3 separate regions of the Homo sapiens genome follow, and all the other regions are linked to region 1. A link is an interaction called in ENCODE POLR2A ChIA-PET data of the cell type or tissue named here. Cell type or tissue: PC-9. All regions are shown on one strand. Links, peaks and the distances in the headings refer to the core of each region. The heading gives the core; the rest is flanking DNA.

The links. ChIA-PET counts read pairs that join two places held together with the same protein. Peaks named below come from ENCODE experiments on the same cell type or tissue, not always from the same donor. Only the 100,000 strongest peaks of a DNase experiment are listed, where the experiment ranks them.
Region 2: POLR2A ChIA-PET joins it to region 1 with 5 read pairs; 1 of 35 experiments calls an interaction of 5 or more read pairs at or near these places.
Region 3: POLR2A ChIA-PET joins it to region 1 with 5 read pairs; 1 of 35 experiments calls an interaction of 5 or more read pairs at or near these places.

What each region holds. Positions count from the first base shown.
Region 1 is chr22:39,278,755-39,289,204 of GRCh38, forward strand. No RefSeq gene overlaps it. Among named protein-coding and RNA genes, the nearest start is that of SNORD83B, 30 kb to the right of the region's middle. RefSeq lists an enhancer at 2,950-3,449. In PC-9, for the core only: no CTCF peak of the experiment used is centred there; DNase peaks (open chromatin) are centred at 4,377, 4,927, 5,677 and 5,968; H3K4me3 peaks cover 865 bases; H3K27ac peaks cover 2,590 bases.
Region 2 is chr22:39,066,361-39,073,715 of GRCh38, forward strand. LOC107985563 (a long non-coding RNA gene) reads left to right here. Exons shown (of 2, transcript XR_001755547.2): 2 at 2,349-3,615. Among named protein-coding and RNA genes, the nearest start is that of APOBEC3G, 7.2 kb to the right of the region's middle. RefSeq lists silencers at 646-745, 6,466-6,545 and enhancers at 3,212-3,715, 3,716-4,220. In PC-9, for the core only: a CTCF peak has its summit at 2,024 (motif pointing left); DNase peaks (open chromatin) are centred at 1, 481, 1,571 and 2,041; H3K4me3 peaks cover 2,720 bases; H3K27ac peaks cover 4,503 bases.
Region 3 is chr22:38,797,205-38,806,260 of GRCh38, forward strand. No RefSeq gene overlaps it. Among named protein-coding and RNA genes, the nearest start is that of DNAL4, 7.6 kb to the left of the region's middle. In PC-9, for the core only: no CTCF peak of the experiment used is centred there; a DNase peak (open chromatin) is centred at 5,757; H3K27ac peaks cover 1,676 bases.

The sequences.
Region 1 (10,450 bases), core at 2,190-7,189:
AGGCTACCCACGGGCAACATTATCTCCTGGATGGGTACAACCACTGCCTTTTTTATTTTTATCTTTTACTTTTTTTTATTTTTGGTAGAGACAGGGTCTTGCTGTGTCACCCAGGCTGGAGTATGGTGGTGTGATCATAGCTTACTGCAGCTCCGACCCCCTGGGCTCAAGGAATCCTCCTGCCTCAGCTTCCCGAGTAGCTGGGACTACAGGCACACAGCACCATGGCCAGCTAAGTTTGTTTTTTTGGGTGTTGGGGGGGATGGTCAGGGGTAGAGATGGGGCCTCACTATGTCTCCCAGGCTGGCTTTTTTTTTTTTTTTGAGATGGAGTCACGTTCTGTCACCCAGGCTGAAGCACAATGGTGTGATCTTGGCTCACTGCCACCTCTGGGTTCAAGCGATTCTCCTGCCTCAGCCTTCCGAGTAGCTGGGATTACAGGCACGTGCCACCATGCCAGCTAATTTTTGTGTTTTTAGTAGAGACAAGGTTTTACCATGTTGCCAAGGCTGCTCCCGAACTCCTGACCTCAGGTGATCCTCCTGCCTCAGTCTCCTAAAGTGCTAGGATTACAGGCGTGAGCCACTGCGCCTGGCCCCAGGCTGGTCTTGAACTCCTGCCCTCAAGCGATCCTCGTGCATCGACAGCTCAAAGTGCTGAAATTACAGGCATAGGCCACCGTGCCCAGCCACAAGCAGCATCTTGCAGATGAGAACACTGAGGCTCAGGGGAAGCAACACGTGCAGTCCCCGAGAGGCAAGTAGCCCAGCTCAGACTCAAGCCCGTCTCCGAATTCCAGATTCCAGGAAGGACGCTTCCATGAAGCTATTCCTTTGCTTTGAAAAAAAAACAACCTTCCCTTTACAGCCTCGTCAAATAACAATGGAACACCCACCCATACACCGCAGCTCAAGGAAGCTGTTTCTGTGCTGATGCCTGCCATTCTCCAAGAAAAAACTCCGCCATTCACAGGGTGTGTTTAAGGCGGAGAAGAGAATACAAATGCATCTCCCCGCGTACCCGCCTAGGGCATCTCTGGGAAAATATACTCAAATACTCAAGAAACGGTGGGGGAACGGGGTGGGAGGAGGACTTCTCTCTCACTGCATATCCTTTGAGTATTTTGATGATTTGGACATGTGAACATATTCGCTCTTCAGCAAGTAAATGGTTGTTTTGTTTGTTTTTCATTGTTCCCTCAATTCATTCTGAGCCTGGGACAGGAAGGGGCATTTCCAGGTGTCTCTGGGGCCCAGAGCCAACTCCCTGGGAGCTGGAGAGAATTGGGGAGGGGAATTAAGCCTGGATGGGACCCCCCGTGTGCCAACCACCCTGCAAATCCCCACCCACCCCTGTGTGCACAAGTACACTTGGTCCTCACAACCACCCCAGAATGGGAAAAAGTTACAATCCCTGTCTACACATGAGGAAACTGAGTCACACAACCAGAAGTTATGGAAGCCTGTTTGGAGCTTGGGGGTCAGGTCCTAGGCCCACCCCTGCTCCTCCCCAGGCCCTCCCGTTTCTCAGCTGAGGATCCACAGCCTGGGATCTGTCACAGCCCAACCCAGGCCCCAGGCCCCAGGCTCATTCTCCAGTTCCCTCTGGTGAGCTAGTGGGGCGGTTCTGGCCCCAATGGCACCACCACACTCCTGCCTACCCAGCTGGGCTTGGAGCAGCTGGATTCCTTCTGGGAATGGTCCCATCCCAGGTCCAAAGACCATCTGGGCTCCATCCAGAGTCATTTCCACCCCTGAACCTCCGGTGCAGCTGGGGGCTACACATACACCCCCGCCCGCCCCATGGAGCCTGTGCCTGGGAGTCCCTCGGTACTTCCTGCCCAAGGTAAGATTCGCAGGCAGGATACCCAGAGAACACAAGGTGTCCCCTTGGGCATCTCACAGCATCGCCAGGAAGAGTTTGGCACCCCATTGACTCCTCCTGTGAAGAGACCAGAGAGATTAGACCATTAGGTTAAAGTCACGCAGCCAATGGGCAGGAAGATAAACTGTGCTGTTATTCAGAGTCACCTAGACCTGCTTTGGGTTATAGAAGAAATATGCCAATAGGGCCAGGCGTGGTGGCTCGCACCTGAATCCCAGCACTTTGGGAGGCCGAGATGGGCAGATCACCTGAAGTCAGGAGTTTGAGACCAGCCTGGCCAACATGGTGAAACCCCATCTCTACTAAAATTACAAAAAATTAGCTGGGCGTGGTGGCAGGTGCCTGTAATCCCAGCTACTTGGGAGGCTGAGGCAGGAGAATTGCTTGAACTTGGGAGGCAGAGGTTGCAGTGAGCCGAGATCGTGCCACTGCACTTCAGCCTGGGTGACAGAGCAAGATTCCGTCTTGGAAAAAAAAAATTAAAATAAATACATAAATAAAAAATAAAAATACAGAAAATTAGCTGGGCGTGGTGGCGCAGGCCTGTAATCCCAGCTACTCAGGAGGTTGAGGCAAGAGAATCTCTTGAACCTAGGAGACAGTGAGCAGAGATCACACCACTGCACTCCAGCCCGGGTGACAAAGCGATATCAAAAAAAAAAAAAAAGAAAAAGAAATATGCAAATATGGCAAATCCATTCTCATTGGAAAGGAGTCATACTATGCAGATGAGGCTCCCCACTGCTCTCCATCCCCCTCCTCTGCTTCACTTTGCTCCCCAGCATCTACCCTTCCAGACGTGTCACAGGGCTACATGTGAATTACTGTCTGTCTCCCACGAGACAAGGACTGTGTCTGTTGTGTTACCCACTGTGTTGTGTTCCCAGCACCTTGAACATAAAATAAGGAGATCATCCTGGATGATTTGGGTGGGCCCAGCACAATCACAAGAATCCCTGGATGTGCAAGAGGGAGGCGGAAGAGCAAGTGTCAGGGTCAGAGGGAGTGGAAGACGCTGTGCTGCTGGCTTTGAGGGGAGGAAGGAACTGCAGGCCAAGGAATGCGAGCGGCCTCTAGGAGCTGCAAAGCCAAAGGAGGGCCCATGAAGGCACAGGCCCTGCCCGCACCTTGACTTTAGCCCACAAGACCCACTTCAGACTTCCGACCTCCAGAGCTGTAAGAGCTCACATCCCTGTTATTTTAAACCGCTACATTTGTGGTCATTCCTCACAGCAGCAATAGGAAACTGATAGGAAACTAACGCAGTTACAGTGTGGGCTCAAAAACACTTTCCTCTGAATGTACATTTGTTTTGTTTTGAACTGAGTCTCACTCTGTCACCCAGGCTGGAGTGCAGTGACACAATCACGGCTCATTGCAGCCTTGACCTCCCAGGCTCAAGCGATCCTTCCACCCCAGCTTCCTGAGTGCTGGGACCACAGGCGTGCACCATCACGCCTGGCTACTTTTTTTTTTTTTTGAGATGGAATTTTGCTCTTGTCACCCAGGTTGGAGTGCGATGGCGTGATCTCGGCTTACTGCAACCTCCACCTCCTAGGTTCAAGCGATTCTCCTGCCTCAGCCTCCCAAGTAGCTGGGACTACAGGTGTGCACCACCACACCTGGCTACTTGTTGTATTTTTAGTAGAGACAGGCTTTCACTATGTTAGCCAGGCTGATCTCAAACTCCTGACCTTAGATGATCCGCCTGCCTCATCCTCCCAAAGTGCTGGGATGACAGGTGTGAGCCCCCGTGCCCGACCGTGTTGAAGTGTTGGAAAGTGTGCTTCTTCATTGGTATGGAGCCCCACCTGGTCAGCACGGATCCAGCCCCCTCTTGCGTGTCCCTTTGTGCGGAGGGTGCTCACAGAGTACTGGCAGGCGTCCAGGGCCATTTTTCCTCTTTCACTATGACACACAGTGCCACGAGCGTGTCCATGAGCACGAGGGGGTGTTTCCTAAGACCTGCCTAGGCCGTTCCTCACTGTGGGACCTCGGGGACATCACATCCCCTCTCTGAGCCTCAGTGTCCTCATCTGTTAAATGGAGCATCTGATGGTCCCTCCCTCACAACGCGCTCTCCCTATGCCAAGCTGGTGCCCTCTCCTCTCCTCTTGGCAGGGCCCTGCAGGGGGGCAAAGGACACAGCGGGAGACTCCACCCTGACGCTCAGCTGTGATCAGCGTGTCAGGCCCTGCCTGGCTTGCCCTGTGGAGCTGAGCTCCAGGGAAGGCCCAGCCCAAGCTGCACACGCACCAGGCTCACAGAATGAAAAATCAGTCATGGGTGCTTGGGCTGGGTCATCAGAGCCTCTGAGGTCAGGGGCTCCAGGAGGAAGGATCACAGTGGCACAGTGATGGGGAAAGCAGGACATCCGGGAACAGCCTCCACACTGGCCACCCCTTGGCTGGGGACTGTGAGCCAGTCACCATCCATGCCAGGCCTCAGAGTCCTCCCCTGTAAAGGAAGACAACAATGACCCCTCCTGGGCTGTGCTGGGGACCCAGCGAGGGAGCAAGATGTAAACAGAGATGGAAATGACACACTTCCTGGCCCTTAAGAAGCTCAGGTCTGGACACGAGTAAACAGGCTTTGACTTTGTAGAGAGAGGGGCTCCAAGAGGGAGCTGGGATCTCAGAGCCCCACCCCCACTCCATCCAGCCTGGGGAAGCAGGGAGGACTTCCCGAGGAAGGGGCATATGGAACCCTTGGGGCCGTGTAGCTAAGCCTGGAAATGCCCTTCTGCAGGGGTGGCCATCAGCCCTCCTGAGGCCCAGCAATGACCAGGCCAGGGCAGGAAGCCAGCCAGGGGACTCCAGAGGGGCTTTCTGGGCGGAAGTGGAGGTGGGGTTCCTCAAGGTGGAGAATGAGGTCAGGGCTTGGCCGACCCGGCAGGTGATTCCTCCTGGCCAGCCCCTGGCCTGTCCAGGGAGGCGGTCCCACCCCCAGGCCTGCCCCATCACCAGCCAGTGGTCAGGCCCGGGCTGCCTGATGCCCCCTGTGCTGACTCATGTCCGCCCGGCTGTCCCTGGCCGGAGGGAGGGGGCGGACCCTACTCCACACTTGACCTTATCAGGCCTTGCTGGTGTCCAGCCGCTGGAACGTGGGCAGGGCCTCGGCCTAGCAGGCACGACTCTGGACCTCCCAACCCCCTCCCTGACCTGGTTGGGCAGGGTGTGCATGAGCTCATGGGAGCCCCAGGCAGGGCAGGGCAGGGCAGGGCAGGCAGCGCGTCGGCCCAAGAAGGGATGAGGCCAACAGCCTGGCTGGGGTGCCCCCGTGGAGCTTGCCCGCGGCCCCCTGCCCGGCGGGACAGGGCTGGGCATGGGCTATTCTTAGTTCCCGAGTGGGCCCCAGATGTAGCAGCTGGTACCCTACATTCCTACCATACAGCCCAGCCTGGCACACAGGGCACGCACCAGTATGAAGGCACACACATGTGGACACACCCATGCACAAGAACACTCCTACAACTGCACGAGCATACACATGAGCGTGAATGTGCAGTGGTGTGCACATGAGCATGTGCCTACATCTGTGTACAGAGACACGCTCACTCCACCTGCCTTTACGCAGACACACCAACTGCTATTCACATGTGTACAAACATGTGCACACCCACCTCCCACAGGCACGCCAACATACACAGAGGCCTGCATATAAGGCCCACCCAGGTGTACACTTCGGGGACACCAGCTGGCTGAGCGTCACTCAGCAACATAAGCAGCCCCGGGTCCCGGCCTATGTGTGCACACATCGAGTGCCAGCTTTAGAGAATTCCATTCCTTGCTGGCTCTGCTAATGATGCCCTCAGGGATGTCCCATTCTGGCAGCTGTAAACAGGCAACGAGCACAATGGGACTCTTGTTCTTTCAGGTGTAGCACAGAGGGCTGGAGGTGCACAGAGGAGTGGCGGCCCAGTGTAGGGTGGTCAGGGAAGGCTTCCTGGAGGAGGGGGTCTTCGAAGGAGCAAGCAGGGAAGGACATGCCTGTTTGAATGAACCCAGCCTAGACTGAGTAATTTTCTCTGCTTAGGGAAATAACAACCATGGCGGTAAACCCTTGTCACGCTCCTATTTACCACACACTTCCTCGGCACCAGACTCCATGTGTGTCATCTCATTTCATCCTCATGACAACCTTATGAGGCGAGTCCTACTACGGTCACCATGTGCAGATGAAGCCCTTGAGGCAAAGACGGGCCTTGACATATGGCTGGTGAGTCTGATCCCAAAGCCCGTGTTCTTAACCCAGCCTGCAGGCACTGGTGGCGACTTTGTTGGTCATGGAGGGTGTTCCAGTTATCCATTGCTATGCTGCAAATGATCCCAAAATTTAGTGGCTTAAAACAAGAGCAATCATTTGTTTCTCTCACAGATCTGCAAGTCAAGCCAGATGCCGCAAGAAGGCACAGCACTGCTCTATGAGGCATCAGCTGGGGCAACTTGAGTGGGAGCTGGAGGTCCCATTGGCTCTACTGGGGCTGACAGCTGGCAGGGGTAGAGGGTCCTCTGTTCCTTCCCACACCGGCCTTTCCATGGGGCTGTTGAGCTTCCTCACAGCATGGTGGCTGAGTCCCAAGAGGTGGGAAGTAGAAGTTGCAGTTTTTTATGGCCTGGGTCCAGAAACTGACACAGCCTCACTGGCAACATATTGATCAAGCATCCACGGAGCCCAGATTCAAGGAAAAAGGACATAGACTCCCATCTTTCAAGAAGAGGAGTGTCAAATAATTGGGGGAAGAGCATGTTCTAAAACCACCAGAATAAGAATGGAGGGGACTCCAAGGCAGGCGACCAGTATCTAATGCAGAGCCTCCTGCCCTGTTCCAGACCTCAGAACTCCAGCCAGGGCCACAAGTCAGCCTAGTGCAGACCATAGACCACCCCACCCACCCCTGCTCATTTCCTTTACATTTTTTTCTTTCTTTCTTTTTTTTTTTTTTTTTTTTTTTGAGACAGTCTCACACTGTTGTCCGAGCTGGAGTGCAGTGGCACTATCTCGGCTCATTGCAACCTCTGCCTTCCAGGTTCAAGTGATTCTCCTGCCTTAGCCTCCCCAGTAGCTGGGATTACAGGTGTCCACCACCAAACCCGGCTAATTTTTTTTTTTTTTTTTTTTTTTGTATTTTTAGTAGAGATGGGATTTCACTATGTTGGCCAGGCTGGTCTTGAACTCCTGACCTTGTGATCTGCCCACCTCGGCCTCCCAAAATGCTGTAATTACAGGCGTGAGCTGCCGTACCTGGCTTTTTTCTTTTCTTTTCCTTTTCTTTCCTTTTTTCTTTCTTTCTTTCTTTTTTTCTCTCTCTCTCTTTCTTTCTTCTTCTTTCTTTCTTCTTTCTTTTTTTTTGAGATGGTCTCACTCTGTCACCCAAGCTGGAGGGCAGAGGCACAATCTTGGCTCATGGCAGCCTCAACCACCCCAGCTCAAGCAATCCTCCTACCTCAGCCTCCCCAGTAGCTGGAACCATAGACATGCACCACCACACCCAGCTAATTTCTTTTTTCACGTATTTTTTGTAGAGACGGAGTTTAACCATGTTCTCCAGGCTGGTCTTGAACTCCTGGTCTCAAGGGATCCACCTGCCTCGGCCTCCCAAAGTGCTGGGATTACAGGCTCTGTTCACATTTTTGTGTGTGTGTGCCAAGCACAGAGGGGCCACTGTGTGCAGCTACAGAGGCCCAGCTGGCCTGGCACCTCGGCTGGAAAGGGGCAGCCTCTGGGTAGAAGAGCTGGGTGCCCAGGTGGGGAAGGCATTTCACTCACCCCCTGCCAGAGCTCCCTTGGAGCCCCAGAGTTCCAGGCTCCTGGGTCCTATCTCCTCTGCTTTCTCCAAGCCCATTCCAGGGAAACAGAAACCCAGACAGGGCTTGGAAGATGTCACTCCTGGGTCCTGAAGTGAGACCCCAGAATAGATGTTCTCCTGAGGTCCCCTCTCCTGAAGTTTTATAATTCTGGGGTTGGAAGTGTCCCATGCTGTAAAATCCAAAAGTCTGTTTCCCTGCTTCTCTTTTTCTTATTTATTTATTTATTTTGAGATAGGGTCTCACTGTGTCACCAAGGCTGAATAGCAGTGGTGCAACCATGGCTCACTGCAGCTGTGAACTCCTGAGCTCAAGTGATCTTCCCACCTCGGCCTCCCAAGTAGCTGGGACTACAGGCATGCGCCACCACACCTGGCTAACTTTTGTATTTTTTATAGAGACGAGGTCTCCCTGTGTTGCCCAGACTGGCCTTAAACTCCTGGGCTCAAGCGATCCTTGCACCTTGGCCTCCCGAAGTGCAAGGATTACAGGCATGAGCCACTGCACCAAACCTTCTCTCCTTCTTAAGATTCTGAGTTTCTGTTTTGACTCTATTTGACAGCATCAGTCAAATTGCAAACGGGCTTACCCTTTGACCCAGCAATTCTCCTTCTAAGGAATCTTCCAGCCTCCAGAAGTCATCAAGCATGTGCAGAAGAGACAAGGCAAAAGTGTTCACAGTGGCTTCTTGTGTAACCAAGGAAAACTGGGAGCTGCCCCCATCTGCACCAATGGCCAGAGCAATTTATGGAACGTTTACGGAACACCGCGTCTGGTATGTGCCTATGAAACTTCTGCATTCAACAGACAAAACTTCTGCATTCAAAACACCACATTTCAAAACAAAACTTCTGCATTCAGCATGCCACAGTCATGTGTGGAGAGCAGAGAGGAACCCTGGAGGGAGGAGCTGCAGACGGAGCAGGGCCGTGGGGCAGGTGTCTACTGGTTTCCTGTAATAAATTACCATACACTTGGTGGTGGAAATAACAGGCATTTATTCTCATAGCTCTGGAGGCTAGAAGTCCAAAATCAAGGTGTCTACAGGGCCATGCTGCCTCCACAGCTCCAGGGGGCAATCTTTCAGCTTCTGGGGACTCCCGGGTTCCTTGGCCTGTGACCGCACTGTTCAATCCCTGCCTCTGACTTCACAGGGCCCTTTCCTCTCCTGAGTCTCTGTTTGCAAATCTCCCATCCCTTTCTCTTGTAAGAACACTCTAACTGGATTTAGGATCCACCCCAACCCAGGGTGACCTCATTCTGAGATCCATACTCTAATTACATCTGCAAAAATCCTTATTCCAAATAAGGTCACGTTCTGAGGTGCAGAATAGACATGAATTTTGGGGAGATCCTTTTCAACCCACAACAATGTGGAAGGCCAATGTGTCTTCTCCATCATTTGGTCCTGCTGCAAGGAGGGTGTGTTTCTGGACCTGTGTATTATTTGTGTATCATTTCATTTATGCCTAGTGTTCCATTATTGGGAATTATTTCTGTCCTCCTTCTCAAGGTCATTGCCAAGGTCTGATTGCAAAAGTTTTAAAAATTGCAACTTAAGGCATAAATGGGTTAATTTTTTTTTTTTTTTTTTTTGAGACAGGGTGTCTGTTACCCAGGCTGGAGTGCAGTGGCACAGTCATGGCTCACTGCAGCCTTGGCCTCCTGGGTTCAAATGATCCTCCCACCGCAGCCCTGCTGAGTAGCTGAAACTATAGACATTCGCCACCACACTCGGCTAATTTTCTTTAATTTATTTTTTGTAGTGATGGAGTCTCACTCTGTTGCCCAGGCTGGTCTCAAACTCCTGGGCTCAAGCGATCCTCCCTCTTCAGCCTCCCAAGTAGCTAGGATTTCAGGTATGCACCACCACGCTTGGCTAATTTTTAAAATTATTTTAGAGACAGGGTCTCACTATGTTGCCCATTCTAGTCTGGAACTCCTGGCCTCAAGCGATCCTCCCACCTCAGCCTCCCAAAGTGCTGGGATTACAGGCATGAGTCACTGTGTCTGACCTCATTTTAACTTTCAAAAAGTTCTAAAATCCCAGAAGACAAGTTGTCTTCAAAGATCCTCTGCCTCCCAGGGTCAATGACTCCAGTTTTCTGGGAGGCCCAGGGGGCCCCTCGGCAATGAGGTGGAAATCGTCAGCATGGCAGGGTGGACGCCTCTGATACCTGCCCTGCTGACCAGGCTGGAAGTTGCTGTGGCATCCTCAGGCCTCCAGATGGTGAGCCTCCCTGAGTCAATGGCGAGGTGATGGCCGACGTTCCCAGCCCAGCACTTGCTCCGGGTAGGAGCTGGGCACCTTGGAGCATGGCAGGGCTAGGGAGTGGGGGACAGTGGACTGGGAGCTCTGCCTGGTACCAGCGGCCCACTTGCCCATGACAGGCTCCTCAAGGGTCCTGGGCAGTCACAGATCCCAACCCCTCATTTTGGGGTTTTGTTTTGTTTTTGAGACAGAGGCTTGCTCTGTTGTCCAGGCTGGAATGCAGTGGCACAATCTCGTCTCACTGCAACCTCTGCCTCCTGGAATCAAGTGATCCTCCTGCCTCAGCCTCCTGAGTAGCTGGGATTACAGGCGCCCGCCACGACGCCCGGCTAATTTTTGTACTTTTAGTAGAGACGGGGTTTCACCATGTTGGCCAGGCTGGTCTCAAACTCCTGACCTCAAGTGATCCACCTACCTCGGCCTCTCAAAGTGCTGGGATTACAGGCATGAGCCACCACACTGGGTCTCCAACCCCTTTTTTTATCAA
Region 2 (7,355 bases), core at 1-5,000, 210 kb before region 1:
AATGTCATCAGTTAAGGCAGGAACCGGCAATTTTTACTTCTTTTGTGGTTTTTCAGTTGCCTCAGGCCATCTGGATGTATTTGTGCAGGCTTGGGCTCAGAGGCCTGACATTCCTGTCTTCTTATATTAATAAGAAAAATAAAACAAAATAGCGGTGAAGTGTTGGGGCAGTGAAAGTTTTTGGGGGTGGTATGGAGAGATAATGGGTGATGTTTCTCAGGGCTGGTTTGAGTGGGATTAGGGGCATCATGGGAGAGATTAAACTGAAGAAAGATTTTGGGGTAAAGGGTGATAAACCAAGTGTGATCAGGGTGAGGAACAGGAAAGAAGGAAATATGAGGAAATGGAGTGAATGCCAGGTGGATCAGAGAGATACAGTCATGGGGGTCAGATGTGGTATCAGGAATAATGTGGGAGGCCGGATTTAAGTCTGGGCCAGGAACAATGATAATTGTGGGAGACTCAACAAAGAGTGAGAACAACTGAAGGAGCTGGAGGTCAGAAAGTATATGTGTCAAGTGTGAAGAGAAAAATAGATTTTGAAATTTATGGGAACTGTAGAGAGTAAGTGGAGCATGAGCATAGCTTTTGATTTTGAAGGCCTCTAAAAGTATAAAGCAGCGGCAGCCACTGCACAGAGACATGTGGGCTAGCCCAGAACAGTAAGGTCGAGTTGTTTGGACAGAAAGGCTACAGGGTGCTGTCCCGGCTCTTGTGTAAATTCCGACCGCACAGTCTTGTACTTCGGCTGTGTGTAATGGAAAGGGTTGGGTTGAGTTAAGAAGCGCTAGTGTGGGAGCAGCTTCTAGGGCTGTTTTTAAGGCATGGAAAGAGGAGTGGGGAAGAATTTAGGATCTATGGGGTCACCTAGGTTTCCTTTTGTGAGTTTATGTAATGGTTTAGCCAGGATGGCAAAACCAGGTATCCAAAGGCAAAAGTACTTAACCATGCGTAGGAAGGAAAGGAGTTGTTGCTTTGTAGAAGGGGCTAGGGTTTGGGAGATTTGCCAGACACAATCAGCAGGGAGATCACGCGTGTTTTCATGAAGAATTACAGTGAGGTAGGTAACGGATGGAGACAAAATTTGAGCTTTGGAGGGGGATACCCGATATCCTTTGGAGAATAAATGTTAAAGGAGCAGGAGGGTGTCTTGTTGAGAAGATTCAAAGGAGGGGCTATAAAGTAGAAGATCATCAAAATATTGAATAATGTGAGAAGTAGATGGACGGAAAGAAAGTAAATCATGAGAAAGAACCTGGCTGAAGTAATGAGGGCTGTCCCTGAAGTCTTGTGGCAGGACAGCCCAGGTAAGCTGCTGGGACTGATGGTGTCAAGGTCAGTCCAGGTAAAAGCAAAGAGAGGCTGGTATGAGGGGTGCAGGGGAACAGTGAAAAAAGCATCTTTAAGATCAAGAACGGAATAGTGAGTTGTGGAGGAAGGTATTGAGGACAAAGAGTGTACGGGTTGGGCACCACCGGGTGGATAGGCAAAACAATTTGGTTGATAAGGCACAGATCCTGAACTAACCTGTAATACTTGTCCAGTTTTTGGACAGGTAGGACAGGAGAGTTGTAAGGAGAGTTTGTAGGCTTTAAAAAGCCATATTGTAACAGGCTGGTGATAAGAGGCTTTAACCTTTTTAAAGCCTGCTGTGGGTTGGGATATTGGCATTGAGCAGGATAAGAGTGATAGGGGTGGGACAGTTTTATAGGATTTGGGTGAGTAGTGGAAAATTACAGTCAAAGGGGATTTTTCTCTTGCGGGCAGGGGTGGGGGTTACAAGGTGCTTGGTGGGGGAGCTTCTGAGACTCATTGTCCAGGAGAACGGATTTCACAAAGTAATGTCATCAGTTCAGGCAGGAACCGGCCATTTTCACTTCTTTTGTGGTTCTTCAGTGCCTCAGGCCATCTGGATGTATACTCGCAGGCTGGGCTCAGAGGACTGACAGGTAGGAATTTGGGAAAGATAAAAAAAAAAAATCAGAGCTTAGTCCTCACGCCTATAACTAAAAATAGAATCCTTAGCCCCCACTTACCAACTTTGGCCCCTAGTGGCCAAAGGTATCTCAGAAAAACCTTAAAACTGAGTTCCTGGCCATGATGGGAGGGGAGGTCAGGCACGCCTCATTATCACCCCTCCCTTTTGCAGTTTAGACACAACTGACCAGCAGTAATGTTAAAACAGAATCATAAGACCGGCAGAACCAGAACAGACTCTTCATGGCAATCAGATACCAAATCACAACCAGGACCTCAGGCCGTGCCAGGCAAGGGTGAGGTCACACACCCTACACTTCAACAGTCAACTCTGTTCTGCCTGCCACAAGGTTTTTCTTTTGCTTGTTTAGCAGCTAAACAAGAACTGCCTCGAGATAAAGAAGATGAAAACAATCGCAGCTCATCCAGCGCGCTGACACGGAGCAACAGAGCCCCTGCTCCACAGCCCTAACTCCAGCTTTCCCTGGGCAAGAGACTGATTTCAGTAACTTCCTCCAGATCAGAAGACCACTGACAACAGACTGGTTCTGCATGGTTTACAGACCTGGCAAATTTCGGTGCCTTCATGTCCTGAAAAGACCCTTTGACATACAGGCTTAATTGTAGTACATTTAAATATTGTCCTTTAGGAGGCCGAGGTGGGTGGATCACGAGGTCAGGAGATCGAGACCATCCTGGCCAACATGGTGAAACCCCGTCTCTACTAAAAAGGCAAACATTAGCAGGGCGTGGTGGCGCACACCTGTAATCGCAGCTACTCAGGAGGCTGAGGCAGGAGAATCACTTGAACCCAGAATACAGACGTTGCAGTGAGCCGAGATCTCTCCACTGCACTCCAGCCTGGTGACAGAGTGAGACCCCATCTCAAAAAAAAAAAAAATTCCTCATGAGAGAGTTAAAGTTCGTCTTATTCTCACACTGAGATTTTGGAATGAGCTGTGTATTTTACACGTGCCAAAGTCTCTAATCAGAGCCCTATTTCAGGTGCTCAGTAGCTTCTGTGGTCAACCTTCAACTCCACGGGACAATGCTGTTCCAATGGCCTCCCCAGCAGAAGACAGGCAGGGAACAAGGCTGACCCCAGAGGGCCAGGCCACAGCAGGGGCTGAGGATGCCTGGTGAATGGATGCCTGGGAGAAAGGATGCCAGAATTCGTGCTCGAGGACATGATGAAACAGGGAAAGACTCAATAGAATAAAGAAGGAAGGGGACGGGTGCGGTGGCTCACGCCTGTAATTCCAGCACTTTGGGAGGCTGAGGCGGGCGGATCACGAGGTCGGGAGTTCGAGACCAGCCTGGCCAATACGGTGAAACCCTGTCGCTACTAAAAATACAACATTTAGATGGGCATGGTGTCACGAGCCTGTAGTCCCACCTACTTGGGAAGCTGAGGTAGGAAAATCCCTTGAACCTGGGAGACAGAGGTTGCAGTGAGACGAGATTGTGCCATTGCACTCGAGCCTGGCTACAGAGTGAGACTCTGTCTCAGAAAAAAATAAAAATTAAAAATAAAGAAGGAAGGAGAAGGATGGAAGCGAATCTCAATGAACAAAATGCACTGGGACCTACTATGTACCCAGAAAAATGAAAAGTAAATAAATAAAATAAGGACTTGCATGGTGGTTTATGCTCATAGTCCTAGAACTCTGGAACTCTGGAAGGCTGAGGCAGGAGGATCGCTTGAGCCCAAGAGTTTGAGATCAGCCTAGGCAACATGCGAAACCCATCTATACAAAAAGATATGAAAACATACAAAAAAAATTAGCCAGGTGTGGTGGCACGCGCCTGCAGTCCCAGCTAATCAGGAGGCTGAGGTAGGAAGATCCCTTGAGCCTGGGAGGTCAAGGCTGCAGTGAGCCCAGATCGCACCACTGCACCCCAGCCTGGGCAACAGAGAGAGACCCTGTCTCAAAAATAAATAAATAAGGAAATGCCCTGGGGCTCCAGGCCCACTCTCTGCTCCCATCGCCCCACTCCCGCACTCCTCCTGCTCCTAGTCTGAGCTCCCCCTGCCTTCCTCCTCCTCCTTCCCAGGTCAATCCTGAGACCCATAGTCATGCAGAAAGGTGCTTCCTCTCTTGGTTCTGCGACAACACACTGTCTCCTAACAAAAACTACCAGGTCACCTGGTACACATCTTGGAGCCCTTGCCCAGAGTGTGCAGGGGAGGTGGCAAGTTCCTGGCCAGGCACAGCAACGTGAAGCTCACCATCTTTGCCGCCCGCCTCTACTACTTCCAGTGTCCATATTACCAGCAGGGGCTCCACAGGCTGAGTCAGGAAGGGGCCTCCATGGAGTTCGTGGGCTACAAAGGTGAGACGTGGGGGGCTGAGGTGACTGGGTGCAGGAGGGACAGCATGGGGGGCAGATGGGTCTCCTGATATGGTGAACACCACCCGGACTGCGTGTATGTCCCAAATTACAATTCTTTCTTTGCGAATGACATGTGAAATTTAGAGGCTCTTCTCCACACTTTAAATTTGACTCAATATTTTCAAGGCAGATGTAAGTTATTAGAGAATGAGACTCTCTATAAAAATGACCCCTTCATGCTGTGGCCTCCACAGAAGATGCCCCGAGTCACGTGCCCACATGGCAGGCATTTATTTTCTCACAGATCTGGAGGCTGCAAGTACACGTTCGCGGGGTGGGTTGGGTTGTTTGCTCTGAGGCCGCTCCTCCTGGCTGGCAGAGAGTCTCTTCTGGCTGTGTCCTCTGTGGCCTTTCCTCTTTGCACCTGCACCTCTGGGATCTCTCTGCCTCCAAATATCAACTTTTTTTTTTTTTTGAGACAGAGTTTTGCTCTTGCTGTCCAGGCTGGAGTGCAGTGGCACAATCTCAGCTCACTGCTACCTCTGCCTTCCGAGTTCAAGCGATTCTCCTGCCTCAGCCTCCCCAGTAGTTGGGACTACAGGCATGCGCCACCACGCCCGGCTAATTTTGTAGTTTTAGTAGAGATGGGGTTTCTCCATGTTGCTCAGGCTGGTCTTGAACTTGTGAGCTCAGGTGATCCACCCTCCTCGGCCTCCCAAAGTGCTGGGATTACAGGTATGAGCCATTGTATCCAGGCTTTTTTTTTTTTTTTTTTTTTGAGAGGAGGTTTCACTCTGTTGCCCAGGCTGAAGTGCAGCGGTAGAATCACTGCTCACTGCAACCTCTGCCTCCTAGGTTCAAGCAATTCTCCTGCCTCATCCTCCTGAGTAGCTGGGATTACAGGTGCCCAGAACCACTCTACTAATTTTTGTGTTTTTTAGTAGAGATGGGGTTTCACCGTGTTGGCCAGGCTGGTCTCGAATTCCTGACTGCCCACCTCGGCCTCCCAAAGTGCTGGGATTAAAGGCATGAGCCAGGGCACTTGGCCACCCTTCTCCTTGATGGACCCCCGCCAAGCGAATTTGTGCCCACACTAGAGGTCTCGTTTAAAGTAATCATCTCGGCCGGGCGTGGTGGTTCACGCCTGTAATCCTAGCACTTTGAGAGGCTGAGGCCAGCAGATCACTTGAGGTCAGGAGTTGGAAACAAGCCTGGTCAACATGGTGAAACCCCGTCTCTACTAAAAATATAAAAAAATTATCCGGGCGTGGTAGTGGACGCCTGTAATCTCAGCTACTCCGGAGGCTGAGGCAGGCGAATCGCTGGAACCCGGGAGGCAGAGGTTGCAGTGAGCTGAGATCGTGCCATTGCACTCCAGCCTGGAAGACAGAGTGACGCTGCATCTCAAAAAGTAAATAAATAAAAAATAAAAAGAAATTAATTATCCGTTGGCTGGGTGCGGTGGCTCACGCCTGCAATCCCAGCACTTTGGGAGGCCAAGGCGGGTGGATCACCTGAGGTCAGGAATTCAAGACCAGCCTGGCCAACACGGCAAAACCCCATCTCTACTAAAAATACAAAAATTAGCCGGGCGTGGTGGCAGGTGCCTGTAATCCCAGCTACTCGGGAGGCTGAGGCTTGAATCGCTTGAACCAGGGAGGCAGAGGTTGCAGTGAGCCGAGATGGTGCCACTGCACTCCAGCTTGGGCAACGGAGTGAGACTCCGTCTCTAAAAATATTAATTAATGAATTAATTAATCATCTGTTGAAAAGGACCTGTCTCCAAATACAACCACACATTGAGGTAGAGGGGTTAGGGCTTCAATATATTGATTTTTGGGAGAAACAGGGCAACATGGCAACAAGCCACAGTCACTGTGGGCGGGCCTGAGTGGGGAGTGCAGGGGTTCCTGTCCTATGTGTCTGTCTCCCAGGGGAGTCCCGACCTGACCCTCACAGCCCCTCCACTCAGACCTTCCTGCGTGCTCCACCCACCTCATTCCTCCTACACCCAACAGCACCCAGCCCTCCTGCCTCCTCATGCCCCTCCCTTCTGAAATCCCTCCCAGCAGTGCAGCTCTGGGCTAGGACACAGCCTAGGGAACGTGACTGAGAAAGAGCCAAGAAAACACTCAGTGATGAAGTTGGTGTTTAAGTAAGATTTTCAGTGAAAAGTAGAATTGGGTACTACATGGAGGCTTGAGATGTTCAGAGCTTTTTGAGAAAGCAGAACAGAAAGTAGAAGGGCAACCAGGAACCAGAGGTGCCAGAGAACCGGAAGCGCGGGCCCTCCGAGGAGACAGGGAGTGGGCACCTGGATCTTGGGCCTGTCAACGAAGAGTCAAACTCAGTAAAATATTTGAAGAGATGTATTCTCAGCCAAATACGAGTGACCACGGCCTGTGACACAGCCCTCAGGAGGTCCTGAGAACATGTGCCCAAGGTGGTGGGGGTGCAGCTTGGTTTTATACATTTTAGAGGGGCATGGGCCATCAATCAAATACATTTAAGAAATACAGGAGCTGGGCGCGGTGGCTCACACCTGTAATCCCAGCACTTTGGGAGGCTGAGGCAGGTGGATCACGCGTTCAGGAATTCAAGACCACCCTTGCCAACATAGTGAAACCCCGTCTCTACTAAAAATACAAAAAATTACCCGGGTGTGGTGGTGTGCACCTGTAATCCCAGCTACTCGGGAGATTGAGGCAGAAGAATTGCATGAACCCAGGAGGCAGAGGTTGCAGTGAGCCAAGACCACACCACTGCACTCCAGCCTGTGGGACAGAGCAAGACTCTGTTCCAAAAAAAAAAAAAAAAAAAGAAAAGAAAAGGCCAGGCGTGGTGTCTCATGCCTGTAATCCCAGCACTTTGGGAGGCCAAGGCGGGCGGATCACGAGGTCAGGAGATGGAGCCCAGTCTGGCCAACATAGTGAAACCGCGTCTCTACTAAAAATACACAAAAAGTTAGCCGGGCGTGGTGGTGTGCACCTGTAAACTCAGCTAGTCAGGGGGCTGAGGCAGGAGAATCGCGTGAACCCGGGAGG
Region 3 (9,056 bases), core at 2,952-7,951, 480 kb before region 1:
GGTGCACAGTAGAGAATCACTTCTCTATCCCAACACCCAGGGAACCTCACTCTCCTGCATGTCCTCAAACCTCTCCTCCTTTTCGGCCTCCTTCTTGGACTCTTCTTTCTTTTTCTTTTTCTTTTTTTTTTTTTTTTTTTTTGAGATGGAGTCTCGCTCTGTCACCCAGGCTGGAGTGCAGGGGCACAATCTCGCAATCTCGGTTCACTGAAAGCTCTGCCTCCTGGGCTCATGCCATTCTCCTGTCTCAGCCTCCTGTAGCTGGGACTACAGGCGCCCGCCACCATGCCCAGCTAATTTTTTTTTTTTTTTGTATTTTTAGTAGAGACGGAGTTTCACCGTGTTAGCCAGGATGGTCTCAATCTCCTGACCTCATGATCCGCCTGCCTCGGCCTCCCAAAGTGCTGGGATTACAGGCATGAGTCACCGAACCTAGCCTTGGACTTTTCATTCTTTGCTCTCTGTGCCTATCTTGACCCCCTTTTCTTCTCACTAATGCTCTCAAAATTCTTTGTACCTGAGGTCACCTCCTCATCAGTAACAGTGTTCCCCTGAGTCACATTCCCTGGGGTATTTACTGGAATTGAGGGTAGGGTATGCACTTTTGGAAAAGCCTCCCTGGTGATCCTGAACACTGTCCCAGGGAGCTATGCCACCCTATGCATATCTTGTTGAGGATTGCTACCTTAGGTACTTTCCCCTGGGGGTCTCCTCCACTCCCAAGGTTTCCATTGTCAATGTCCTTCTAAATTCTGATGCCTCCTGTATTTCTTTTTCTATATTAGACCTCTCTCTGGAGCTCTGGACCCAAATATTCAACTGCCTCCTGGCCACGTCCACCAGAATGCTCCACAAGTCCTTCAAACTCAGTGTGTCCCAAACTGAATTGATCATCTCCCTCCAATCTGCTCTTCCTGCATTCCCCATCTCAGTAAATGGTGCTACCCCCTACCCCCCACCAGTTGCCTCCATCAGAAACCAGGGAGTCGTCCTTCACACTTCCCACTACCATCGTCCACTTCCAGTCAATCAAAAGCATGCCAATTTTGACTCCTAACTGTTTCCTGATACAGCCTTTCTGGTCATGTTCATGGTATCCTCCATGTGCACCACACCACAGTCCCATCTCCATGAGTGCAACAATCTCCTAGTGGGACTCCCTGGCTGCAGTCTTGCCCCTCTCTAATTTATCCTCTGTACCACAGTCAACATGACCCTGCCAAAACCCAAATCTCACCGCCGCATTCCTCCGTCCGATAACTTCTTCTCTCCTTCCATGGCTTCCCATTGCCTAAGGGTGACATTCACCTGCCCTGTCCTGGCATTTAAGCCTCCCCATGGCGTGGCCCCGGGCTCCCCCATCTTCTTCTTGCTGCTCCATCCCCTGTGCTTTACGCCTCCACTACACCAACTCTCATGGCTCTCCACACACGCCAAGCTGTTTTTCACCTCCCTGCCTTTGTTCACAAATTCTCTCTGCCCACATCCTCCCTGTGCTCCTCCCTCCCTCCTTTTGGTTCTATGAGCCCATAAGGTTTTGGCCTAAGCTTGTATACTTTGGGATCTCATCTCTTGCAGTCAGAAGAGTCTTTTGTGTTCCTGTCTCATCTGGTGCATGTTCCTGTCACTGCCCTTCGTCACCATTTTGTACTTGAGTTTCATTCTCTGTCTCCCTTTGTGAGCTCCTGGAGAGCAAGGGCCTTGCCCTCTTCATCTTTGCATCCCATGTACCACACAGGACCTAACCAAGAGTTGGTGCCCAGTCAATGCTTCGTGAATAAGTGTGTGAATGAATGACTGAGGTGCAGAGGGTCAGACTCTACTGCTCCCAGACTCAGCTCTTGTCAATTCCAAGACTCAGCCTAGTACCAGCTACACCCTTTCTTGGGCTGCTCTTGCTGTTTAAAGTGGCTGATGGTGGACACCCAGGAATCAGCAATTGGATCAGTTGCAAGTAACAGAGATTGGAAAAATAGTGGCTTAAACAATGCAAAGTGTTTGTTTTTCTCATGTAACAAGAAGTAATTCAGGGCTACCAGGCATGGGTCTCCATGGTCTCATCAAGGACCCAGCTGAGCCAGCACAAGATCCACACCCCCATACCTCCAGCATCTCACTTGCACCCAGGTAGTAAAAGGGGGAAGGACAAAGGACAAACTAATGATTGCTAACTGGGTCAGTGCCCTTAAATGACACTTCCTCTAGCATCTCATTGGTCAGAATGATGTCACATGATGATCTTAGCTGCAAGGGAGGCTGGAGAATATATTTTAGCAGGGCCTATTGCAGCCTCCAATAGAATTGTGGTTCTGTTTGTAAGGAAGCAGGGAAATGTAGACACTGAGTCTGCCTACCCACCCAGTTGCCATCTTCCCAGCCTTCTTTGCTGTGAGAGTTGCTATTGAGTATGGGTACTGAGTAGCACATACTCAGGGAAGTTGGGTCCAGTCCCAAAGGATGAGTCCTGTCTAGTTTAAACCAGTCATGGTACTCCCATTTCCGCCCGAGATGGGTTTGGGGTGAGCATGTGACCTACTTCTGGATAATGAGACATAATTGCCTTCTGAGGGCTTTCCAGAGAGTTTTCCTCCCTCATAAAGAAACAGATGTGATGAGGTAATCACCTCCCTTTTTTCCTGTCTTGAACACAGTTGGGCGATGACGTGATCCTGAAATAGCCTTGGTAAGCTACATCCATGAGTGGTCAGGGCTACAGGAAGCCAAATGCGGAGGATGGTGGAGCAGGGAGATGGGAGATTCTGGCTTCATCGAGTCTTTGAGTGGCTGAGTTGACCAATCTTGAAATTGCCTACCTCCAGGCTTCTTGTATAAGCCACATTTTAACCATATGTTCTGCTACTTGCAGCTGAAAATACCTGATATTTGTGATTTGTCTGTCTAGCATCCTTCCCTTTGGGAAACAGCACCCTTTCTTTTTTGGGGGAACTCCTATCCTCACTCAACCCTGTGGTTCTAGTTGGGGATGGTATTCATTGTACCTCATCCTCCCTGGGGAAGGATTCCTGATCCAAGCTGAAGCAGTCATAATCCTTCCCTGAGATTGTTTTTTTAAACTAAGCATAGACTTGAGCATGCTAAGGAGCCTCTTAGAGCAAGCCAACCTGGAGGAATACAGACACTCAGAAGGCATGAGGGACAGGGAACCAAAGAGCCTTGCTGGAGGTCCAGTTGTCCTTGAGGCCAGCTGTTCCCATAGGTTGATTATGAGAGTTCATAGATGCCCCACTTTTTGCCTACACTGGTTCAGGTTGAATTTCTGTTACTTCTGACACACATGGGGCCTGAACCTCCTTCTTCCCCTACCTAAGTCCTTCCCATCCTTCACATTTCCACTTGGTTGCCTTTTTATAGCCAATTCTTTGCTGGAGTTAGCTGCTGAGGACATAGGGATTATTGAGACTCAGTCCTCACAACCCAATGGAAAGACAGATATAGACAGTCACAATCCTGGGGGGGCAAGTACTACAAGACACAGAAAACCTCAGGCCAAGGTGACTGATTTATTTTTGTAACCTGATGTGGTTTGGATTTGTGTCCCTGCCCTAATTTCAAGTCAAATTATAATCCCCAGTGTTGCAGGGGCGGGCCTGGCGGGAGGTGATTGGATGACGGAGGCAGATTTCCACCTTTGGTGCTATTCTTGTGATAGTGAGTGAGTTCTCACAATATCTAGTTGTTTAAAAGTGTGTAGCGCCTCCCCGCATGCTTCTTCCTTTTGCTCCGGCCATGTGAAAACATGCCTGCTTCTTCTTCACCTTCTGCCATGATTGTAAGTTTCCTGAGGCCTTCCCGGCCATGCTTCCTATAGAACCTGCAGTACTGTGAGCCAATTACACTACTTTTCTTTAAACCAGTCTCAGGTATTTCCTTATAGCAGTGTGAGAACTGACTAATCCATAACTCTAGTGTCTAACAAAGGGTCTGGCACAGAGTGTTGGTGTGATGAATGAATGAACACATGTACCAATTTGGTTAGAGGAAAAAGCCTTTTCACCGTATGTAGCTTATGGTCAATGCTCTTATCCCTAGGGTTTTGCTCTCATGGCCCAAGCTATTTCACACCACATCCCATCCCATGCGACAGGATGGAGGAAGGAAGGGAGAGGAGGGGAACGGCATGCCATCTCCATTTAAAGATTCAGCTGGGAAGCAACGTGCATCATTTTACTCCATCCCATTGCCCAGAACTTAGTTGTGTGGCTTAACCACAAGGAAATCTGGGAAATGTAGTCTTTATTCTGGATGGCCATATTTGCGCCTAGCTAAAAACCAGGTGTGTGCGAGGGGTTCTATTTCCATGAAGGAGATAGGAGAACAGGTATTGATGTCCAACTAGCGCCTCTGCCACAGTGGGGCTTCGGAATAAGGCAGATGTGATTTCAAATCTCAGCTTCTCAGCTCTGTGATCTCAGCAAGTCACTAGACCTCTCTGAGCCCAACCCTCTTCATCTATAAAATGGGAAGGGTCATGAGGGTTGGATGGCATAACTTGCACGCAGCACTTTACGGGGGATTAAATGTCTGTCGCTCTCCTCTTTTCCCTCCAGCGAAAGGACTCATGCTTGAATTCTAGCCCTGTCTCTAAGGTTCTATGTGACCTAGACTCCTGGGTCCTCTTGCTGGAGGAAGAGGTATTTAAGGCTTGGCTGGAGGATCACTTAGCGGGAAGTTGAGAAGGAGATTTAAGATCATATAGGGGGCTGGACGCAAAGATCTGAACCTGAGATTATAGTATAGGTTTTTGACACCTGGGGTGAGTGTGTGTTGAGTGTTATGAAGCTTCTCCCGGGACAGCACACACACATGTTGCCCTACTCAGGCAAAACAGATAGACTTGAACAACAGCTTCTCTGTTCAGATACTGCAGGGATGTACCTCCAGTTCCACTATTTGAGTGTCACTTGTTTGTGTATATGGCTGCCTTGTTCTGGACTGAAAGCTCCTGGGAGCAGGAAAAATCATTATATTTATTGAGCAGCTGTTATTTGCCACTTGATTTATATTTTCTTGTTTAGTTCTCACTACCACCTAGCAAGAACAGTTTTATTGTCCCCATTTTGCAGATGGGGAAATTGAGGCTCTGAGTTTACTAGAGTCACCTGTCTCTCAGTAGCAGAGCCAGAATCTGAGCCCCAAACTGCATCATGAGAGCCCATTTTCTTCCTCCTGCACCATGCTCCCATTGCCTTGTTCATTTCCAAATCCCCAGCTCTCAGTATGGTTTCTAGAGCACAGGAAATGTTTAATGAATTCTTAAAATAGAGAAAGCCTTGTCGCCGGGAGTGGTGGCTCATGCCTGTAATCCCAGCACTTTGGGAGGCTGAGGTGGGTGGATCATTTGAGGTCAGGAGTTTGAGACCAGCCTGGCCAACATGGTGAAACCCTGTCTCTACTGAAAATACAAAAAGTAGCCAGGCATGGTGGTGCATGCCTGTAATCCCAGCTATTCGGGTGGCTGAGCACGAGAATCGCTTGAACCCCGGGAGGTGGAGGTTGGAAGCTGCAGTGAGCCGCGATTGCGCCACTGAACTCCAGCCTGGGAAACAGAGTGAGACTGTCTCAAAAAAAAAAAAAAAAAAAAAAAAAGAGAAAGCCTTGTGTGGACCAGAGTTGAGCGGAAGGGGAAGAGGTGTTAGGCTCTCCTACCCCCATCCCTGAGCACCTCTCACTCCATTCCTGACGAGGCAGTTCTCCAGTTTCCTGGGGGTTGCTTCATGCTAGGTCCAGATGACCCAAAGGTGGGGAATGTGGCTCAGCTGTAAGCTTGGATCCTTTCCCAGAGCACAGCTAGCTTCAGGCTAGCTGTGACAAAGTCTTTGTTACAGCTCCCTGGGGCTTGTTCTTGGAGCTCCCCACCCCGGGCACTCCCTAGCTCCCAGAACTTTCTCCCTGCCTTTCCCTCCCTCCCTCCCTCCCTCCCTTCCTTCCTTCCTTCCTTCCTTCCTTCCTTCCTTCCTTCCTTCCTTCCTTCCTTCCTCTCTCTCTTTCTTTTTCCTTCCTTCCTTCCTTCTCTCTTTCTCTCATTCTTTCTTTTTTTTCTTTTTTCTTTTTTTTTTAGACAGAGTCTCGCTCTGTCGCCCAGGCTGGAGTACAGTGGCGCGATCTCGGCTCACTGCAAGCTCCGCCTCCCGGGTTCACGCCATTCTCCTGCCTCAGCCTCCTGAGTAGCTGGGACTACAGGCACCTGCCACTAGGCCCGGCTAATTTTTTATATTTTTAGTAGAGATGGGGTTTCACCGTGGTAGCCAGGATGGTCTTGATCTCCTGACCTCGTGATCCGCCCACCTCAGCCTCCCAAAGTGCTGGGAATACAGGTGTGAGCCACTGCGCCCGGCCTCTTTCTCTTTCTCTCTCTCTCTCTTTTTCTTTTTCTCTTTCTTTCTTCCTTCCTTCCTTCCTTCCTTCCTTCCTTCCTTCCTTCCTTCCTTTCTTTCTTTCTCTCTTTCTCTCTCCCTCCCTCCCTTCCTTCTTTCCTTCTTTCTGTCTCTCTCTCTCTCTTTCTTTTCTTTTCTATATAGAGACAGAGTCTTGCTTTGTTGGCCAGGCTGGTATTGAACTCCTGGCCTTGAGTGATCCTCCGCCCTCAGCCTCCCAAAGTGCAGGGATTACAGGAATGAGCCACCATGCCAGGGCCCTTTCTCTTCTTTCTGCTTCACTGAAACTTAACCATCCTAAATCCTTATTTTAGAAGGAACCAATTTTTGGCTTTATTGGTTCTCTCTATAATATTTTTGTCTTCTGGCTGGGCGTAGTGGCTCATGTCTGTAATCCCAGAACTTTGGGAGGCCATGGGTGAATTACTTGAGGTCAGGAGTTTGAGACCAGCCTGGTCAACAGGGTGAAACCCCGTCTCTACTACAAATACAAAAATTAGCCGGGTGTGGTAGTGCCTGTAATCCCAGCTACTCAGGTGGCTGAGGCAGGAGAATCGCTTGAACCCGGGAGGTGGAGGTTGTAGTGAGCTGAGACCGCGCCACTAGTCTCCAGCCTGGGCAACAGAGTGAGACTCTATCTCAAAAAAGAAAAAAATTGTCTTCTATTGTATTAATTTCTGCTATTATCTTTATTACTTCCTCTACTTTCTTTCTGTTGGATTTACTCTTTCCAATTGCTTGAGATGGAGCCTTAATTGACTATCAGCCTTCCTTCTTTCCTAATGTATACATTTATGCCTACCAATATCCCTCTAAACATAGCTTCAACTGCATCTCACATGCTTTGCTGTTCCACATTTTCATTATCATTTAGTTAAAATTGTCTAATTTCTATTATGATTTCTTCCTTTATCCGTGAGTTATTTAGAAGTGTTTTGCTTAATTTGTAAACATTTGGATATTATCTAGATTCTTTTTTTTTTTTTTAAGATGGAATCTTGCTATGTTGCCCAGGCTGGTCTTGAACTCCTGGGCTTGGACTCCTGGGTCTTGAACTCCTGGGCTCATCATCCTGCCTCAGCCTCCCGAGCAGCTGAGATTATAGGCATGAGAAACCACACCCAGCAGGGGCTATGTATTTTTTCAAAAACATTGATTTCTGGCTTCCTACTTAGTATGCTTTCATTCTCAAAAATTCATTGAAACTTACTTTTAACCCAGGCATGTCAATCATCGTCATACTTTTCTATGGCTGCTGTTTCAAATTCCCACAAACTTAGTGACTTAAAACAACACAAATGGATTATAAGTTTGAAATGGGTCTCCTTGGGGCCAGGAATGGTGGTTCATGCCTGTAACCCCAGCACTTTGGGAGGCCGAGATGGGCGGATCACCTGAGGTTAGGAGTTCGAGACCAGCCTGGGCAACATGGCGAAACCCCGTCTCTACCTTAAAAAAAAAAAAAAAATTAGCTGGGCATGGTGGCGCGCGCCTGTAATCCCAGCTACTTAGGAGGCTGAGGCAGGAGAATTGCTTGAACCTAGGTGGTGGAGGTTGCAGGGAGCTGACATCGTGCCACTGCACTCCAGCCTGGGTGACAGAGAGAGACACCATCTCAAATAAATAAATAAATAAATAAATAAATAAATAAATAAATAAAATAATAAAAATGAAAAACGAAATGTGTCTCATTGGGCTAAAATCGAGGTGTCCCCAGAGCTGCTGTTCTTCATGAGTCTCTAAAGGACACTCCGTTTCCTTTCCTTTTCTGGCCTCTAGAGGTTTCCCAAATTCCTTGGCTCACAGTCCCTTTGCATGTTTAAAGCCAGCAGTGGCCGGTTGAATCTTTCTCATGCAGCATTTCCACTATTTGAGTATCACTTGTTTGGCACTCCCTCTTCCACATCTAAGGACCCTTACAATTTCATTGGGTCTATCCAGATAAGCCAAGTTAATCTCCTTATCTCAAGACTACCTAACTAACAGCCTTAATTCCATCTGAAACATTTCCCTTTGCATGTGACATATTTACAGCATCTGTGCATTAGGATGTAGACATCTTGGTGGCGGGACATTTGTTTGTTTGTTTCTTTTTGAGATAGTCTTGCTTTGTCACCTAGGCTGGAGTGCAGTGGTGCAATCTTGGCTCACTGCAATCTCTGCCTCCCAGGTTCAAGCGATTCTCCTACCTCAGCCTCCCAAGTAGCTGGGATTATAGGTGTGCACCACCACACCTGGCTAATTTTTGTATTTTTAGTAGAGACGGGGTTTCACCATGTTGGCCAGGCTGGTCTCGAACTCCTGACCTCAGGTGATCCACCCCCCTCAGCCTCCCAAAGTGTTAGGATTGCAGGCATGAACCACCATGTCCAGCCCAGTTTGGGTAAATTTTTCACGTGCAATTGAAAAGAATATCTATTCTGTAGTTGCTCTATTAGGTCAAATTTGTTCAATCATTTTGCCAAATTTTCTATAACCACACTGGATATAATTTTTTTGTTTTTTGAGACAGAGTCTCCCTCTGTCACCCAGGCTGGAGTGCAGTGGTGCGATCTCCGCTTGCTGCAACCTCCGCCTCTTGGGTTCAAGTGACTCCCCTGCCTCAGCCTCCTGAGTAGCTGGGATTACAAGCATGAGCCACCGTGCCCGGCCAGATGTAAA